3 separate regions of the Homo sapiens genome follow, and all the other regions are linked to region 1. Evidence: chromatin contacts called from ENCODE Hi-C or POLR2A ChIA-PET data. All regions are on one chromosome and are shown on one strand. The core of a region is the stretch at or near the end of the contact, and the rest is flanking DNA. Distances in the headings are between cores, read along the strand shown. Region 1 holds the start of EEF1AKMT1 (EEF1A lysine methyltransferase 1). Region 2 has its middle 26 kb from the start of LINC01072. Region 3 holds the start of FGF9 (fibroblast growth factor 9).

Evidence for each region. A loop is a pair of places that touch in the nucleus more often than their neighbours do. ChIA-PET counts read pairs that join two places held with the same protein, here RNA polymerase II (POLR2A). Pooled maps may share reads with other maps.
Region 2: a loop to region 1 is called in a pooled map, with 4 times the contacts of the local background. The contact joins the enhancer-like site here to the promoter of EEF1AKMT1 in region 1. A Hi-C loop is called at or near these places in 1 of 37 single-sample maps with no recorded cell type and 7 of 50 pooled maps. POLR2A ChIA-PET finds 5 or more read pairs at or near these places in 1 of 52 experiments (Caco-2).
Region 3: a loop to region 1 is called in a map of naive thymus-derived CD4-positive, alpha-beta T cell, with 9 times the contacts of the local background. The contact joins the promoter of FGF9 here to the promoter of EEF1AKMT1 in region 1. A Hi-C loop is called at or near these places in 1 of 168 maps with a recorded cell type or tissue (naive thymus-derived CD4-positive, alpha-beta T cell) and 8 of 50 pooled maps. POLR2A ChIA-PET finds 5 or more read pairs at or near these places in 1 of 52 experiments (CD4-positive, alpha-beta T cell).

Annotation. Positions count from the first base shown.
Region 1 is chr13:20,771,821-20,776,299 of GRCh38, forward strand. It overlaps EEF1AKMT1 (EEF1A lysine methyltransferase 1), which reads right to left and starts at 2,141. Exons shown (of 5, transcript NM_001318939.2): 1 at 2,101-2,141. RefSeq lists an enhancer at 1,496-1,715.
Region 2 is chr13:20,126,402-20,131,358 of GRCh38, forward strand. No RefSeq gene overlaps it. Among named protein-coding and RNA genes, the nearest start is that of LINC01072, 26 kb to the left of the region's middle. RefSeq lists an enhancer at 1,224-1,273 and a silencer at 1,724-1,943. Within about 2 kb of position 1,315, at least 27 of the 41 ENCODE cell types and tissues checked have a DNase peak (open chromatin) inside an H3K27ac peak, as active enhancers do.
Region 3 is chr13:21,667,402-21,672,458 of GRCh38, forward strand. FGF9 (fibroblast growth factor 9) reads left to right here and starts at 3,672. Exons shown (of 3, transcript NM_002010.3): 1 at 3,672-4,788. The coding sequence starts at 4,512. RefSeq lists silencers at 2,490-2,749, 3,530-3,579, 3,600-3,659.

The sequences.
Region 1 (4,479 bases), core at 891-3,390:
GCCAACATGGTGAAACCCTGTCTCTACTAAAAATACAAAAATTACCCAGGTGTGGTGGCAGGCACCTATAGCGCCAGCTACTCAGGAGGCTGAGACAGGAGAATCGCTTGAACCCAGGAGATGGAGGTTGCAGTCAGCTGAGATCTCGCCATTGCACTCCAGCCTGAATGACAGGAGTGAGACTACATTTCAAAAAAAAAAAATTAAATTAAATGAACCTATTTTTAACTATTTTTTAAATCACTATTTTATCATATCTTTATTGTTTTTAAAATTTCTAAGGGGGTTTATGAGATTTTTCAAATCCAAAAGAGCTGGGAAGTACTGTGTTATATTATTATTATTTTTAAATTTTTTCTGGCTACTCTGGGCACACTGTCTATGGCTGGCCCTGCCCCACAAGTGGCAGTAAAAAAAATTTTTTTCTTTAGATTTTAAAACTTGTACCTATGGATTATATTGAAATTATATTATTATTAAGCTGACCTTGGACCTTATGTGGCTCAGACTCTAAATCAGCAGTTCTCACAGAATGAGGAGCCCTTTTGTCGCTAAGGGGAACATCTGGCAATGCCTAGAGACATTTTTGGTTGCCGTAAATGGGAAGGAGGGTGCTACTGGCATCAGGTGGGTAGAGGCTGCTGAACTTAAAATTCACAGGACAGCCCTCCACATTAAAGAAGTATCCCGCCCTACAAGCTGCAGTTGAGAAATTCTAGGTTAGGCAGACACATGGCGAACACCAACGGTAAGGTGGAGGCCCTCTATAGAGAAGCACCATTCACGCCATGGGATCAGAGTGGAGGGCCTGAGTGGGGAGAGGAGTGAAAGAGCAGGTGGAGCTTCAACTCGGCCTCAGGAAAAGGTAAGGATGAAGAGTGAAGACTTCAGAAAGATGGAACAGCATGAGCAAAGGGGCGGACACGTTAGCTTGCAGCATAAGCAGGGATTAGCTGGCTTCTCAGGGGCTGTGGTTAGTCTCTTTTTGGATAAAATTACTCAATTTCCATGTTATCAAATTTACTTAGGGCAAAACCACCATACTGTAATTTCAACATTCATTCTTGTGTGAAATTAGGTTAAGATAGTGTGATTCAGAGCAAAGAGCATTAACCTAGGAGCCATCCCAGACTCCAGTAAACCGCAGGAGAGCAAGGCTCCCTCTATGAATGGGTAAGGCCTAGATATTCTCCAAATACTTTTTATAAATTGCTGGATGATTCTCCCCTTAATCCAATTTACGTCCAGAAAAGGGCCAAAGGTTTTCATTCTGTTTTCATCTTTGAGTCCCCCTGCCTCAAACAGTTCCTTCCTTCTTGCTTTCCAGAATTCTATTTATCCTGTTTTTAAATTAACTTTAAAAAGGAGGTAATGCTTACAATGAAATGCAGGTCGTACGTGTGCAGTGCGACGTTGTGATGTACGCCCCATGTAACCACAACCCCTATAAGGAAGGCCTTCCTGTCTGACATGTGGCTCCCTCCCGGTAGGGACCCGCTATCGTCCCAGCACTTCTTCTGCACCTCCGAAGCTACTGCCCGTTTCGCAGTAAAGCCGCCCGCGTCCTAGTCTACTCCACCTCGCAGCACCCGCATCCTGCAAGGGACCTGCCTCAGAAGCCCCAGCGACAGGCGCCGCGGGTGCCCGCCCTCCAGGAGCGGACAGTCAGGCCTGGGCATTTCGCAAACTCCATCAGCGAACTTCTGAGGGCAAAGATGAAAAGGACAGCAGGCCGAGTCCTGTTTCTACTCGGAGGGAAGGGAGGCCTCCACGCGCTGCCGTAGCCTGGGGGTTAATTTCCCCGTCAGCACCAAGGCTGCCTAAGGCCCGGGCGCCAACGTGCGCGGCACAGGACGCGGCGCCTTCCGGCGACCGGGACGCGAGGCCCAACAGCGCCTAACACAGCAACCAGGATCCACTCTCAGGCCGGCGCCAGCTCCTTCCCTCAGGAATCCGCCAGCCACTGCTAATTAAACTCTTCCACCACTACCACCCTGGAAAAAAGGTGAGAAACAAACACACAAAAGGCACCTAACCCAGTCCAAAACGCCTCGGCGGCGCGCAGCCAACCCTACAGCTGCGCCCGAACCCGCCACTCACCAGCCGCGCGTGCGCAGTCGCCCAGACTCGCCGTGTGCAGTGGGAGTGGCTAGCCAGTCTCGCTAGCGCAGGCGCAGGCCCTCCCGCCCAGGCCCTTGCGCAAGGCAGGCCATCTCCCCGCAGCGTCTCAATCCCGCGTTTACAACACTGAGGGCCGTCTCCAGCCTGGAGTCGTTCCTTCGCTTGTCTCATCAGCCGCCCCCAAGAATGGTAGCAAAAAAACAACAACAACAAAAAAAATGAAGGCCCTGGCAGGGCGCGGTGGCTCACGCCTGTAATCCCAACACTTTGGGAGGCCGAGGCGGGCGGATCACCTGAGGTCAGGAGTTCGAGACCAGCCTTACCAACATGGTGAAACCTCGTCTCTACTAAAAAATACAAAAATTAGCTGGCCGTGGTCGCGTGCGCCTGTAATCCCAGCTACCCAGGAGGCTGAGGCAGGAGACTCGCTGGAACCCGGGAGGCAGAGGCTACAATGAGCCGAGATCGCACCACAGCTACTCCAGCCTGGGCGACAGAGCAAGGCAACATCTAAAAAAAAAAAAATTAAGATCCTAATTAAAGTTAAACCCACTATTTTGCACTGAGTCACGTAGATTTTCAAAGTCAAGGCTTCATTGGTCGATTGTCTGCTCAGTCTTTTTAAATCAAATCGTTGACTTTAAATGTTGACATCAAATTGAGGCTTTGGTAAAATTGACAGGATTGGCGGTAGCGGGGGGGAACCTTTAAAACTTGTTAGTCTTTCAGAGTCTTCAGTTTTGAATGAGTTGGTCAATATATGTATTTAGACATCAAGCGCCGTAAGTATGTATGATTTTTGTCAACAACACCTTAATTATCTTGCACATACAGGCACTGATTATTGAAAGGTTCCCTTACGTTTTAGCAGCTACCAAATTATAAGTGATACAAAGTATTTGTTTCCAATTCCCCAAGAAATCAATCTGTATTATGCTTCTACCCTCTCTTTCCTCCATTTTCTTTACCAATTTCATGATCTTGCTAAATTTTATATATTCTGCTGAGCAATGTGAAAATCCTTTCTGGTATAAGGTAAGGATATAAACTGTTCAGCTGGCAAATGATGCTATTCAGTAAGTAGTTAATGAAACAGGTTTATAACATTGGGTGTACTATAATTTCTATTTTAAGAACTGTTTCCAGTTTATAATAACCCATGCTACATTTTGACTTTGTTTTGAATTGATGACAAGTCTATTAACCAAATATTTCAAGATCAGGTGTATTCTGGAAAAGGAACAGGAAGAAAATATATTTAAAAAACTAAAAGAAATTTAACACAAACTGAGAAACAATAACCAACTTTTATGAGTGCATTTTTTATGGAGGTGGTGTTCAGTAAATAAGACTGCCCTAGCTTATAACTACTTTAACAGAAGTTTACATTCAGTCAAATTGAGTCTGAAACAGTAGATCATTTTCTTTCAAAGCTGACATTGCTTTAATAGCATGTAAGACATGTTATCTTCATGTATTTTACTATATACTATTTTTACTATGAAAGTGACCACAGATGTCAGAGTTTTTTGTACCTTCACTAGACCTGATTGCTCAGACAGCATGAGAGTAATACAGTAAGATTCATATTTTCCTGGTGAAACCTATGCACTGTAATTTAATGGTTTTTGCAAATCATAAACATGTAAAATATCAAAGGAGTACTTATTCTCATTAAAGGGGAAATTACTTGTCCAGTTAAATTGGATATGAAGGATGTCTTCAATTCAGGAATTATTCCTTTTGTGTATTCACCAGTGATTTTTGTTCGTCTTGCTTCTCTTCAGAAATGGTGTAAAAAAGAAAGTAAACCAGACTTGGGACCAGGTGCAGGGCTCACGCCAGTACTTTGGGAGGCCAAGGTGGGCAGATCACCTGAGGTCAGGAGTTTGAGACCAGCCTGGTCAACATGGCGGAACTCCATCTCTACTAAAAATACAAAAATTAGCCCGGTGTGGTGGCACACGCCTGTATTCCCAGCTACCTGGGAGGCTGAGGCAGGAGAATCGCTTACACCCGGGAGGTGGAGGTTGCAGTGAGTCAAGATCACGCCATTGCACTCCAGCCTGGGTGACAGAGGGAGCCTCTGTCTCAAAAAAACAAAACAAAACAAACCACACTAGACTCAGTTTTTCTTAAAACAACAACAAATTACCTGTAAGTACAAAAACAGATTCAGGTGTTTGTTTTTCTTCCATTGAGTGCTTTATCACAGAGTTATTCGAATTATCCTAAGCATGTTGCAAAGGACATTCCTTAGATTTCTAGTCCTGTAAGGTACTTTGAGAAAAGACTGTATAAAGTAAAATGAGGAAAATCTGATTAAACTCTTCTTCTGAGTTTCACCATAGGCATTAA
Region 2 (4,957 bases), core at 65-2,564, 650 kb before region 1:
GCCTCCCAGGTTCAAGTGATTCTCCTGCCTCAGCCTCCCATGTAGCTGGGATTACAGGCACCTGCCACTACTCCCAGCTAATTTTTTTTTTTTTTTTTTGTATTTTTAGTAGAGATGGGGTTTCACCATGTTAGCCAGGCTGGTCTCAAACTCCTGACCTCACATGATCCATCCGCCTCGTCCTCCCAAAGTGCTGGGGTTACAGGCGTGAGCCACTGTGCCTGGCCCCAGGAATCTATTTTTAACAAGGCCTCCAAGTGACTCTTGGGTAAGCTAAAATTAGAGAAGCAGTAGGCTACTATGAAACGGAGCCTCTAGTTTTAGGAAGTGCTCAGCTCACACAAACGTGGGTAGCATCGTTGCTCAGCGTCATCTCTTTGGACTGCAATCCCCTCCCAGTGATCCTGGATTTCTGGATGCGGCTGTTTTCAAAGCGCAGGGTATTTTCAGCAGGATCTCACCATAGTGGGCCCCACCATGCCCAGGCTGAGAGCTCTGCCTGCTCTGTTAGTGAGGAGGTAGGGGTGCCGACCCGCCTTTCTGACCCTACCCCCTCCCTTCTCTCCTCTCACCCCCCTCCTCTACCTCTCACCACACCCAAACCTCCTTTCTTGATGGCAAGCATCGCTTCTGTACCCCTGCGGCTCCCTTGGCTCTAGTGTTAGTCACAGCTTAGTGGAGGAGCTGTGGGCTTGCATCTGAGGACCTGGGCTTCAGCTGGGGGTCTGCCATTTACCAACCGTGCTTATTAACCCACAGTCCTTCCCGGAGCCACTGCTTATGTTTTCTGCATCCTGGTGTGACCTCAAGCAAGTCTTTAGGCCACGTTTTTTCCTTCAGACCAAAGCTTTTTTTATTTTTTATTTATTTTCTTTCTTTCTTTTTTTTTTTTTTTTTTTAGACAGGGTCTCCTTCTGTTGCCCAGGCTGGAGTGCAGTGGCGCCATCATAGCTCACTGCAGCCTCCACACCCCCCACCCTCCTCACCCTCACTAGTAGTTGGGACTACCTACAGGCGTTGCATCACCATGCCCGGCTAATTTTTTTTTAAACTTGTTTTGGAGGCGGGGTCTCACTGTGTTTCTCAGGCTGATCTTGAACTTTTGCACTCAAGTGATCCTAACACTTCGGCCTCCCAAAGTGCTGGGATTATAGGCGTGAGCCATGTGCAGGACCTGGACCAAGTCTTGATTCTCTCTGGTTCCTCCCAACTGAAACATCAGGATGCCGCCCCGGGTGTCCATGGGGCTGGGGAAGTTGCTGAGCAACCTTGCCCTGCGAGAGCGAAGGCGGGCGTGTCCCTCGGGGGCGTACCCCGAGTGGGCAGCAGGGCCAGCCCGCGCGTCCCTCAGGGTCAATGCTGGGGCCCTGAGGGTGAGGTCAGCTGTGAGGTGAGGTCTGGTGGCCGAGGGGAGGTGCCCAGCGTGCGCGTCCGCATCCGGCGGGCGACAGAGCAGCCCCGGAACAGGAGCTTCCCGGCACCGGCCGTGGCGTGGCGCCCTCCGCTGGGCCGTTCTCCCCCGCAGCCGCTAAGTCAGCATCGCCTACTTTCCCACTCTCGAGTTTGCCCCTCTTTGCTGCCCGGCAGCTGGGTGTCCCATGTCCCCTGCCCGCCAGTGTGCGACCGCGGCCTCCCGCGGGGCGGTGACGGCCCCTCTCCTTCAGCCTGACCGCCGCCAGCTCCCTCGGCGTGTCCGGGGTGGCCAGGCCTTGTTTAGAGTAGCTCCAGCGTTTGAATCGCGCAGGCACAAGAAGGCCGTCTCCTCACCGCGGGCCAGCGGGGCCGGCCAGGGCCCGGGCGGAGGGGGAGCCCGGGTTCCGCGGTCGGGTTGTGGGGCCGGCGCTGACCTCACCGCATGGGCCCCTGCGGCCGCCGTGGCTTCTCACGCGGCCTGACTTTGGACTCGAGTGCAGGCTCTTAGCTGAATCTCTGTGTAGACAGGGTGGGTGGGACTCCGCCCTGGGGTGGCGCTGGGGGCTCGGGTCTCCCGCCGCAGGCCTGTCAGCGGGGCGCTTCCCGTCGATTCCAGGAGCGCCCGCGTCTCTGCTCAGCGCCACGAGTCCAAGCGTGGGGGAGGACGAGACTTTCAAGGCGGGGGGTGACAGTGCCATCCAGCCCAGAATACCCACCCCCAGTGGCGGGCTGCCGTGCCCAGGCCCTGATCCCTGCCCCTGCAAACATCACTTTCTATCGCCCACGGGGCTCTGCAGATGTGGCCAGGCTAAGGGTCCAGAGTTAGGGAGATTGTCCTGGATGATCCGGGCGGACCCTAAATGTCATCAAAGTGTCCTCGTAGGAGAGGGAGAGGAGGCGACCGTGGGGGCAGAGGCTGGAGGACCGCGGCGCCCGGGACCTGCCCGCACCTGACTGCAGCCAGGTGGCGCCGATTCCGGACGCCCAGAACTCTGTGGGAATGCAGCTGTACTGTGCGGCGTGTAAACCACCGCATCTGTGGGATTTTGTTAAAGCAGCCACGGGACCACTCCACCCCCTCCAGCTGTGGTCCTTTACCCGGCGGCGGCCACCTGGCAGCAGCCCGGTTCCCCATCCTGCGGGGTTCCTCCCGCCCGCAGACCGGCTCGGCCATAAAAACCTTGCTGAGAATCAAAGAGAGAGAAATATATGGAACGGAAGAGTCGACGATTTTGTGTAAAGTTTAGGGTTTGTATTCATCGATATATATTTACATATATGCACACGCAAATATGTATGTTTCCTTTGAACTCAACTTTATTGGCACAAAATTTACATATAACAATATAGATTTATTTTAATGATGCAGTTTAGTGAATTTTGAAAAACCTCCATACCTGTGCAGCCGCCACCATCGCGGTGGTGAGGACGGAGGCGGCTCTGGAGCTTACCCCTGGAGTGCGTGTGGTTAGAGAAGCCTTGAGACTCGGGCTCCCATCGGTGATGCTAAGTTTTCATTTTTCTTAAGAAAAATGTTCTTCCGGCCGGGCGCGGTGGCTCATACCTGTAATCCCAGCACTTTGGGAGGCCGAGGCTGGCGGGTCACGAGGTCAGGAGTTCGAGACCAGTCTGACCAACATGGTGAAACCCCGTCTCTACTAAAAATACAAAAATTAGCCGGGTGTGGTGGCGGGCGCCTGTAATCCCAGCTACTCTGGAGGCTGAGGCAGGAGAATCGCTTGAACCCGGGAGGCAGAGGTTGCAGTGAGCCGAGATTGCGCCATTGCACTCCAGTCTGGGGGACAAGAGCGAGACTCCGTCTCAAAAAACAAACAAACAAACAAAAAACAAACAAAAGTTCTTCATTTCCAGACCACGCTGCCATTCTGTGGTTTCGTATCTTCCTCATGTTTTGTCTGGCTTGAGCCCCAAATATTTTAAGAGCAAATCTGAGAGTACAATGAGAAGGAACAGAGTGTGTACACAAATACACCCACACACATTCACACACACACACATATATGTACACACACACACATACACTCGACTCCCCCCCACACTCATACATTTAAACACCTATACTCACATACTAACACTCATACCCCCCATATACACTCATACACTTACACACGGATACACTAACATCCTCACAGACACCCACTCACATACACAGGCTCACACACATTCACAGATACACTCACACACACATACACTCAGATACAGACACAATCAACATACACAGACACACATTCACATGTACAGACATAGAGATACACACACATACACATTCACAGACACATAGACACACACACAGACACACTCATACAGATACATTCACCCTCATACTCAGAGATATACTAACACACTCACAGACAAACCCATTCACACACACACTCAGACACAGATTCACACTCATACACCCACACCCACATACAGACACTCACATGTATACTCACAGTCATACAGATACACTAACATACACCCAGACACACTGTATTAGTCTATTTTCATGCTGCTGATACATACCTGAGACTGGGTAACTTATAAATAAAAAGGTTTAACGGACTCACAGTTCCACGTGGCTGGGGAGGTCTCACAATCATGGCAGAAGGCAAAAGGCACATCTTACATGGCAGCAGGAAAAGAGGGAAAATGAGAGCCAAGCGAAAGGGGAAACCCCTGATAAAACCATCAGATCTCATGAAACTTATTCACTACCAGGAGAACAGTATGGGGCAAACCACCCCCATGATTCAATTATCTCTCACCAGGCCCCTCTCACACACAACACGTGGGAATTATGAGAGCTACAATTCAAGACGAGATTTGGGTGGGGACACAGCCAAACCATATCACATACCCACTCACATACACATAGACACACACAGATACAAACACACACAGATACACACATAGACACACACACACACATTTACACTCACACACACATTGACAGTCACACACACTGACATACACTGACACACAGATACACCCACTCACATACACATACAGACACAGATACACTCAGACATACACTCATATAGACACACACGTAAACACATACACCGACACATACAGAAACATTCAAACACACACATATACATACACACAGACACATGCTTACACTCACACATACAAACACACACACACATGGACACATACAGACACAGATACACACACTTACATATACATACAGGCACTCACACACACATGAGGTAAATGCTAAAATGCAGGTGGGATGTGCTTTCTGATTACTGCACTTTCTGTATGGTTTTCGAAGACCCTGAAAGTGAAAATTTGTAGCTCAGGGCTGCTTTTAAGACCACTCTGTTCAGTTCTGCCACAAGTGACCCGCTGTGCATGTATATAGTTCCTCAGCACCCTCAGCCCACAGGCGCCACTGGGGAAGTGGGGGAGGCCAGGCCCATTAAGGCTGCGGCTGGGGGACCTGGGGGCTGTGCCTCAGCTCCCTCTCCACTCTCACCCCTCTGCCAGCCTCCTCCAGGCGCCAGGAATGTACCTGTCTACTCAGGCTGTAGCCAGG
Region 3 (5,057 bases), core at 2,422-4,921, 900 kb after region 1:
ATTAGCACTGTGGCAATAGGCAGGCTACTTAATTTCTATAAGCCACAGTTTCCTCATCTATAATATGGGATAAAATAATACCTCATAGGACAGTTTTCAATATTAAGAAGATAAAGCACAAAAGCACTTAGCAGGGTGTTGGAAACACAGTAAGCAGTCAATAAATGGTGGCTACAAAGGTTCTATCCTCTTACCATGAAACTCAAACCTAGTTCCTGGGGTCACACTGGGAATAGACTTCAACCTTCCCAAACCATTCCCCTCCATCCCATGCTCCTTACAGCTCCTAAACAAAAGCCCATAAGTAGATTGAAGGGTTGTGGGGTGGGGAGGAGGAGAACGAAGGAAACAGATGGAAGGGCAGAGGCCCAGTGACACCTTTACTGCAGAGAAGGAATGAAATGACTCTGTACTGATTTGCATCTGGGGGTCCAGGGAAACTGAAGGAAGACAAGCTAATGAAGAAAGAGGGGAAGGTGGACTTTTTCCAAAGGGCCACTTCAAATTTGCAGAGGACTTTATAGCTGACAGGCCACTTTAACCTACATGAACCAGTCTTCACAGCAAAGAGCTGGGACCCGTGAGGAGAGGGCCCGTAGCCACACATGGAGTAGGCAGAGGGTCAGATGATGTGTTTCAGATCTGCAGACTCCCATTCCAGTGCTCATTCCTCTTCATAGCCCTCTTTTACTTCTCTTGTCATTTATTCCCATTTGGGCCTAAGTACTAAACTGACCACAGAAAAGACAGATGACAAAGATGATAGAAAACACAGGAAAGGGGAAGAAAGGAAAGTACGAGGAGTTAAAACGTTTTGAGAAGACAGAGCCTCAGGGAGCTTTGGGATTAAAATCAATAACAGTATTTGCTGAATACCCCCATGGGAGAAATCCATGGGGGAACTATATAAGGAATAGTGTAATGATAGCGACTATGTCTTGAGGGTCTATTGTGTGCTGCTTGTTTCGTGTGCATTTTTTTTTCCTTTTACTCCTAACAACAGTCTTTCGAGGCAGGAGTTATTAACCCAATTACACCACGTGTCTCTAGAAGGCAAGGCCTCAGTCTTCTTTGTGTACTAACATCTATGTACTCACTGAAGAAGACTTGTAAAACATACTCATAGTCCTGGACATAGGAGTTCATGGTTTTGCCAGAGCTGTGAAGGAACCTTGAGGATGTCAGCCCTAACGAGTGGGGTGAGTACAGGAAAAATGTGATGTGGCCAATGCAAGGAAGGACACTGTTTCTCTTACTACAATAAGAAAAACAACCCGACCAAATCAACCAACAAAACCAAGCAAGAGAAATCTGATGGTGAAGTGGCGAGGAAGCAGCAAAAGCTTCTTGCAGCTGGAGTTAGGGATGCGGATGAAAGGTGGATCAAGCCAACTGCAAGTGGGGGAGGCTGCTCAACCTGGGAAAGTGCTCCATCAGCTACTTCGCCCTCTCTTCCACTGCTGCAACGCTTTTTAAAGCGACAGTCACACGCTGCAGGATTCGGAAGCGGAAATGGTCTTTGCTCATTGGATGACAATCTAAATTCAGATCGAAAGAATGTGGTTGGAGACAGCTGGTGGAAATGGTCCCAGTCTTGTCTTCACTGGAAATGTCCAATGTCCACGTGCTGCTCGTTTCTCTTCTTATGAAGCGTCTCCCTGTCTCTCTGGGCCTGTCTCTGTTTCTTCCATCGCTTTTTTCCCCACTAAGTAACCATCCCGGCGCACTGTACCCAACTGGTCGAGGAACGCCCCTGCTGTACCCATCACTGCTGGCTGCCTCGGAGATTAATGCGAGCGACTCGGGTGGTTTATGAGAAGTGACACTTAATACCCAGCTTCTTGTATCTGCCGCCGAGCAGTTAACGTTAAAGCCCGCTCTGTACCACCGCGGATGTGACTGCTGTAAATACCACGGGGCAGGGCTCTCATGCTTCAGAAACACGTAAGCAAGACGCACCGAGCCAGCCCCGGACACCCAATGACCCTGGACTGCGGCAAAGGGGGGGTGGGAAAGGAAGAGGGGAGGACCACTCGCTCTTCTCTCCTTCCTCCTCGCCCGGGCCGGAGCACGCCTTCCTCCCCGGAGGGCAGGGGAAGGTCGCTCCAGGTCGCTGGCACCTCCAGCGCCCCCGAAATCTGCAAATTCATCGCTCCCTTTCGTCTTCAGGCGAAGCCCTCCCGTCCGGAGTAGGGCCAGCCCCAGTTATGCATCTCCAGCCTTTAGCTGACTACTAAGGCGGATCCGACTTCTCCCCCATAACCAGGTTTTGATTCGCTTCCCCACCGCAGGGGTTCAGTCTCTGCTTTCGACTTTGCTTCTCAGTTGCACGCCCCGCAGTGTGGAGCTGCGCTCAAGTCTCGGCAACTTTCACCATCTTGACCCGAGAGTCGGGCCGTTTCTAAGACAATGTGAACAAAGAGGAGCAGGGGGAGGGAAGGGGGGCCCCGCGGGAGGGCTGTGGGCGAGTGTGTGTGTGTGTGTGTGTGTGTGTGTGTGTGTGTGTGTGTTGGGGGGCGCCGCGCTCCGCGCCCGCCGCCACTGGGGATCCGGGCGCAGGCAGGCTGTCCCGGGCGCAGAGCGCGCCGCCTCCAGTCTCTCTGGCGGGCCCGGCCCGGCAGGGCCCCTGGCGGCCCCCGGAGGCGGGTTTCTTTGTCCCTGACTCCCGCTGGGCGCGAAGGCCGCCGGCGGCTAACAGAAACCCGAGCCCGCGCAACGGAGCTCAGGCTTCCACGTGCGGCCCCGCAGGGCAGAGCAGGAAGGAGCGGCTGCAGCCCCGGGGCGCCCCGCAAGCATCCAGTGCCCGGCCCTCCCAGCTCCGCGGCGGGCTTCGGACGGTGGAGTGAGACACCAGAACTCGCCTTTCGCTTCCCCGAGCCGATGCACGGCTTGGGATGGCGCCGCTCGTCCTAAGCAGCGTGGTTTGAGGGCGAGAAGACGCCTACTGGAGCGCTCCCCTCCACCCAGACTCCCGAAGACGCGCGCCCGAGTCGAAGTCGGGGACAGAGAAGGTTCTCTGGCGCCCCCCTGCCGACTGCTTTGCGGCCGCCGGGACCCGAGCAGCGGGGCGGGACCTAAACATAGCCCCAACCCAAAGATGCCCAGCAGAACGCTCCAAACAAAACAGAAACGGTGGCCGCATCTGCGTGTGTGTGTGTGTGTGTGTGTGTGACGGGGGAGAGGAGTTGATCTTACCTGAAACATAGTTTGCGCTTCTGTGTGTGTGGCCGAAGAATGGAAGAGAAACTGCCATGGCCATCCGAGTCCATTAAATCAACTCCCCTTCCCTCCGACTCTCTCAACTCAGTCATATTCTATAATACAACGCAAGGTTACAGAGCCCCAGTGAAAACTAGTTTCCCAGTTTCACTCTGACCCTCCATCAATGTAGCCAGCCAGCTAGATTGTAGGTTACCGGCTTCTATTCTGCAGGAGAACTTTGAGTCTCGGGAGACTCAGGGTTTCTTCCTCCCGCCTCTCGCAGTGCATCTTTCATTTGCTTTTCTTTGTAAAGCCAGGGCTCCTCGACTGCCTCCCAGGAAGTCCTGCGCTCTGGCGCGCCGCACCTCGCCTGCCGCAGAGCGGCGCGGGCAGTAAGCCGGGCGCTAGGACCGCGGGGAGCCCGGGCTGCGGCGGCGCTACCTTAAACCCAGCCCAATGCCGCTGCCTGCGCCACTCTGCGCGCCGGCGGGGGCTGCGCAGGAGGAGCGCTCCGCCCGGCTACAACGCTCCGCGAGCCGGCGCGGCAACACCTGTTCGCGGCAGCCTGGGCGGCACGCGAGCTCCCGGACGCGGCTCTCCTCGCTCGCCGCTCGCCACCCGTTCTAAGCCAATGGACATCTGCCGAGCCTCTGGAGAATCCTGGATACTAGCTTTGGACGCCTAAAGTTTCTTCTTCTTTTTGTTTTATTATTATTATCATTTTTTGGAGGGGGGACCGGGAGGGGAGATTTGTCGCCGCCACCAACGTGAGATTTTTTTTTCCCCTTGAAGGATTCATGCTGATGTCTGCAGAGTCGGTTAGAGAGTAAAAACAGCGCATGCCTTCCTGGAGTCAGGATCCGTAAATTCTGACGTAGCCCGTGCATCTTAAAAATCCCTATAATAACGCCTAGGCATTTAAGTTGCTATGGTCATTCTGATCTCAAACCAAATGGAGAAACTACGGATTTTTTTTCCTTATTACGGTCGGATGGGATGAAGACCTTCCTGCCTGCTAAGAGCTGGGGATCTATCTATAGAGATACATAGATATGTTTATCAATATGTCAGTGTGTGAGTATAAAGTGGTGGTTTCTTAGACTATCAGTGGTTTGACCTTGAACCTGTGCCAGTGAAACAGCAGATTACTTTTATTTATGCATTTAATGGATTGAAGAAAAGAACCTTTTTTTTCTCTCTCTCTCTGCAACTGCAGTAAGGGAGGGGAGTTGGATATACCTCGCCTAATATCTCCTGGGTTGACACCATCATTATTGTTTATTCTTGTGCTCCAAAAGCCGAGTCCTCTGATGGCTCCCTTAGGTGAAGTTGGGAACTATTTCGGTGTGCAGGATGCGGTACCGTTTGGGAATGTGCCCGTGTTGCCGGTGGACAGCCCGGTTTTGTTAAGTGACCACCTGGGTCAGTCCGAAGCAGGGGGGCTCCCCAGGGGACCCGCAGTCACGGACTTGGATCATTTAAAGGGGATTCTCAGGCGGAGGCAGCTATACTGCAGGACTGGATTTCACTTAGAAATCTTCCCCAATGGTACTATCCAGGGAACCAGGAAAGACCACAGCCGATTTGGTAGGTATACCATTAACCCTTTAGTGTCCATGAGATGACATGTTGAAATTATAACTACCAAGAAGGTGGTGGCCGGGTGGGGGACGTGGGAAGGGTTCTCCCCTCCTCCCCTCTTTCTCTGTATCTCTGTCTCTCTCTCTCTCTGTCTTGCCAGCTCCGAAAAAAAAATGCCTCCGGAATTGCAGATCTGCTGCTGGCACTGATGCAAGTATACACTGAAAGGCCCCCTACTTTTAATTTAAAGGGGGGCATAATTTATAAATATAATA